2 separate regions of the Homo sapiens genome follow, and region 1 is linked to region 2. Evidence: read pairs that join two places in POLR2A ChIA-PET (ENCODE). Cell type or tissue: OCI-LY7. All regions are shown on one strand.

What was found. ChIA-PET counts read pairs that join two places held together with the same protein. Peaks named below come from ENCODE experiments on the same cell type or tissue, not always from the same donor. Only the 100,000 strongest peaks of a DNase experiment are listed, where the experiment ranks them.
Region 1: POLR2A ChIA-PET joins it to region 2 with 8 read pairs; 2 of 35 experiments call an interaction of 5 or more read pairs at or near these places.

Annotation. Positions count from the first base shown.
Region 1 is chr9:76,462,332-76,464,831 of GRCh38, forward strand. The region is part of intron 2 of GCNT1 (glucosaminyl (N-acetyl) transferase 1); the gene reads left to right. Among named protein-coding and RNA genes, the nearest start is that of GCNT1, 4.4 kb to the left of the region's middle. RefSeq lists a silencer at 1,072-1,121. In OCI-LY7, no CTCF peak of the experiment used is centred here; DNase peaks (open chromatin) are centred at 50, 1,080 and 1,370; H3K4me3 peaks cover 1,599 bases; H3K27ac peaks cover 2,500 bases.
Region 2 is chr9:76,997,847-77,000,346 of GRCh38, forward strand. No RefSeq gene overlaps it. Among named protein-coding and RNA genes, the nearest start is that of FOXB2, 21 kb to the right of the region's middle. In OCI-LY7, no CTCF peak of the experiment used is centred here; no DNase peak of the experiment used is centred here.

The DNA of each region.
Region 1 (2,500 bases), 540 kb before region 2:
TTGTCACTGGATTTGTGGCTTAGTGCTGTCACGTTTCCTATCTGAGGCAAATGCCATATATGTTTAGACCAGCCTTTCTCAATTGTGGCACTTTTGCCATTTTTGGCCAGTTAAATTCTGTTGTGGGGGCTGTCCTGTGCATTGCAGGATGTTTAGCAGCATCTCTGGCCTCTACCTACTAAATGCCAGTGCACCCTCCCTGCAGTTAAATGACCCCAAATGTCTCCAGACATAGGCAAATGTTCCCCGGAGAACAAAGTCATCTTTGGTTGAGGAACAAAATGAACCTATATTTAAGATGGTCTAAATGTTTCTGAGATGGTCTAAACATTTATAAGCTTAACAATTAACTTGAAACTCTTCAGGACTAGAGAAGCTATTTGTAAATTTAAACATCTGACGCCTTGAAACACCTTTATCATAAAGATAACTAAACCAGTGTTCTTTGTGAATGGCCAATGTGTCCTGCCAGTTTCTTTTTTTTTCTTTTTCCTATTCTGAGAAGCATGCCCTGCCAGTTTCTATCTCCAAAGAAATTTCAAGCGTTCAGTGTATTTGTTAAATTTCATAAAGTTTAAAAAGTTGAAAATGAAAAAGGAATTCTACGGTAGTTTTAAGTAGAATTTAGTTTTAAGAAAAATTAACCTCTTTTTAGCTAACAGCAATAAAACGAAGACTGCTGTGTATTTCTGTAATCTGAAAAATCTCGACTTTCTCAAAGGGAGCGCTACATAATGTATGATATAATTTATATCAGAAGAAAACATGTCCTAGAAATGTAACCCTCTTTCTTAGGACTTACATGTGCTCAGGGAGGTTGAAAACAACCTTGATTATGGAGGATGCCTCCTTAGCTGGGGATTAGCTATCCACTGTTCCCTTCCAGAAATCAAACTAATTTGTAAAACTCAGGACTGGCTACATAATTTGTGGGGCCCCTTGTTAAAAAAATTAAGAATTTGAACATGGTGACCACAGAGCATTAAGCCAAGCACGGCCCAGTGTGACTGCGTTGGTTGCCCACCCATGAGCTGGCCCTGGTGAAACTCTTTATTCATAGCTAAGAGTAAGGTTGTGGTCACAAATGCAAATCTAAACCGTGAAATGTTACTGCTGCCACTAGGCACCTGGAGTTTCTGCTTCCTTGATTGTTCTTCTGTTTCCAATGAGGAGTCTGCATGTATTTGGTCATCAATGCAATAATGTTACTAAGAAATCCTCCCATGATTGATTTTTCGTTTGCTAAAGAGGTAGCCAAATGTTTGTTCATTAGAGTCATGGGTACTGGAGCAACCTATTTATTCAGGCATTCATTGAACAACTATTTACTGAGCATCTGTTAGATGCCCGGCATTGCTCGCTCCAGGGCCACAGCTGTGAACAAGATGGAGGGTCCCTGCCTTTATGAGCTTATGAGCCAAACACATAGTCACACCGGCTCAGGCTATCACAATCTTAAGTGGTACTTAGGAAAGCACAGGGTGTTAGGGGAGCATGTGACCTTGAGACCTAACCTGGTTGAGGGGAGAGGGACTGTTCAGGGAAGACCTGCTTAAAAAATGATATTTAAAATAAGGCCTGGGGGCAGGTATGGTGGCTCACACCTGTAATCCTAGCACTTTGGGAGGCTGAGATGGGAGAATCGCTTGAGGCCAGGACTTTGAGACCAGCCAGGTCAACATAGCGAGACTCCCATCTCTTTTTTTGTTTTTTTTTTTTTTTGTAAAAATAATAATAAAAAAAAGGCTGAAGGATTAGTAGGAGTTAGTGAAGTACATTAGGGGATAAACTTAGAGGCTGAAAGAGTTGAGATCAAGAGTAAAATATGTCTTGGGTCATTTTTAGGATTTTGGACTTTAATGTCAGCATAGTGGAAACCCACTTTTTGTTTGTTTGTTTGTTGCAGACAGGGTCTCACTCTGTTGCCCAGGTTGGAATGCAGTGGCACCATCTTGGCTCACTGCAACCTCCACCTCCCAGGCTCAGGTGATCCTCCCACCTCAGCCTCCTGAGTAGCTGGGACTACAGGCACACGCCACTATGCCTGAGTAATTTTTGTATTTTTAATGGAGATGGGGTTTTGCCATGTTGCCCAGGCTGGTCTCAAACTCCCGAGCTCAAGCGATCTGCCCACATTGGCCTCCCAGAGTGCTGGGATTACAGGTGTAAGCCACCATCCCTGGCCACTAAAGTGTTTTTGATTTGTGGTTGTTTTGTTTGTTGAAGACAGTGTCTCACTTTGTTGTCCAGGTTGGAGTGCAGTGGCTATTCACAGGTGAGATCATAGCACACTTCAGTTGAACTCCTAGGCTCAAGTGATCCTCCCACTTCAGCCTCTCAAGTAGTTGAGACTATAGGCATGGGCTACCATATCTGACTAGAAGTAGTTTTATTTTAAACCCATCAAGTCCTGAGTCCTTCATGTTTTCTCTAAATTCTACTTAAAAATTGAATATACTTCTTTAGTTCATCTCTCTCACATTTTCTCAAAGGCAGATAC
Region 2 (2,500 bases):
AACTGATTCTCCCACCTCGGCCTCCCAAATTGCTGAGATTACAGGCATGAGCCACCTCACCCAACTGAAGTACACATTTTAAATTAGTGCATTTGTATTTGGTGTAAATTGTACCTCAATAAAGTTGGTTTTAAAAGAAAAAAACTTCTGGGCTAGTCAAATCATAAACTCTAATCAGTTCTTTCAACCTGAATATACCTGGACCTATTTTTTAAAAGAACAAAAAAAGGTCAGGAGCAGTGGCTCACACTGTAATCCCAGCTCTATGGGAGGCCAAGGATCACCTGAGGTCAGGAGCTCAAGACCAGCTTGGCCAACATGGTGAAACCCTGTCTCTACTAAAAATACAAAAATTAGCGGGGCATGGTGGCATGCACCTGTTAATCCCAGCTACTCGAAAGGCTGAGGCAGGAGAATTGCTTGAACCCAGGAAGCAGAGGTTGCAGTGAGCCGAGATGGCACCACTGTACTCTAGCCTGGGCAACAAGAGTGAAGCTCCGTCTCAAAAAAAAAAAAAAAAAAACCAATAAACAGACATCCTCTTGCTTCAGTATTTGGCCACATGCTTTGATTTCCTGAAAAAGAATAAAAACCTAGATCCAAAAAGCAGGGTCGGAGGGAAATCATAGTTTCCACATGTTTTCTCATAAGATAATTGAGTGCCAAAGACAACACGCCAACAGGAGAAATAAAATTATGGCAAGAGCATGATGCTGGGTGGGAGGTCTTTTGAATCCCCAGCCCAGCTCCTCACCAAGGTGTGTGCTCTGGGGTGGAGGCTCAGCTGCCAGACACAACTGTGACTTGGAGTTTCTGTTCCACCTCAAACTTTCTCTCATGTGACAGTGGCTACACTGCACGGTGACCCCACTTTGATTGCCACTCTTCATAAGCCATGCACCACGACTTTCTTTATGGCTCCAGGTCCTATGTGTGTGAATTAGGACTTAGATGGAAGAAAATCCAGTTCTGGATTCTGGGTTCAAATTTGCTGGTAGAAAAATAGGGATTTGTTTATTTATTTTAGAGACAGGGTCTTGTGTTGCCCAGGGTGAACCCAAACTTCTGGGCTTAATCGATACTCCCACCTCAACCTCCCAAGTAGCTGGGACTTCAGGCACCTCACCCAGCTTTGTTACAAACTCTTTAACTCATGTATTCCTTACAGCAACGTTCTTTGCGAGATACTGTTATCACCCCTATTGTACAGATGAGGAAATTGAGATAGAGAGAAGTTCAGTAGCTTCATCAACATTATAGAAGGGACAAAGCCAGGCAGCAAACCTAGGCTGTCTGTCCTGATAGCTCATGCTTTTAATCAGCATGTTACAGTGCCTCTCCACACTGCAGAAGAAAATCAAGATGTGGACGCTGTTATGACCTGAATGTTCCTGTCCTCCCAAAATTCATATGTTGAAATCCTGTCAGTCAAGGTGATGGTAGTAGGGGTGGTTCCTGGGGAGGATGATTAGATTATGGGGGTGGAGCCCCCATGAACCAGATTAGTGTTTTTATAAAAGAGGCCCCAGAAAGGCCTTCAGCCCCTTCCACCATGTAGGACAGACAGAAACGATGCTGTCTAGGAGCCAGAAATCAGGCCCTCGCCAGAGGCTGAATCTGCCAGTGCCTTGATCTTGGACTTCTCAGCCTCCAGAACTGGGAGAAATGAATATCTGTTGTTTATGGGCTACCCTGTTATAACAAATAATAGCCCAAACAACTAAGACACTTTAAACCCTCACTACTCAAAGTGGGGTCCATGGATCAGCAGTCGCAGCACCAACCAGGAGCTTCTTAAGTATGCAGAGCCTGATCCTCCCTAGACCTACTGGCTTAGAGCTGGCATTTTAACAAGATGGGCAGGTGGTTCACTAAAGTTGGAGAAGAGCTGCTCTAAACAAGAAAGTGTTCAGTTTCTCTTGCTTTGTTTTGCTCTGTTTTTGCTTTTCTTTTAGTCCCAGGCTCCTCTGAGAATCTGATGAAAGTCATGGATCCCGGGCAAAAAATTGTGCACAGGATTTTGAAGAGGAGTTCATAGATTCATGTTCATGAAACCCTATTGTGGAGGATTTGAAGGTGCTGAGGACCAGTCCTTTATGCTTTCCATGCATTATTACATGTAGTCCTTATAAACCCACTGTCATTAACATGGGAACTTGGAGAGGTTAAGTAGCTTGCCCTAGTCATAGCTAGGAAGTGCTGACACCAGGGTCAAACTAGACATTCTGCCCTCAGGGCCCAACTATAACGCTTTTCTGCTGAGAGGGGTGACTCAGCTACAGTGATTCTGGGGAATATCCTGATACGACTTTCCCCTTCTCTGACAAGTTCATCCTCTCCACTACAGTATAGTTCCCATGAAGGAAGCGCCAATGGAGTGATGAGGTAGGGGCCACTGCCTACAGAGGAAGCTTGGCCGGATGGCAGGTGGATCCTAGCAATCCACGTGATGGTGGGTGTCCTGGGAAGGTCTCCTGTGTATCTGCCTGACACATTTCCA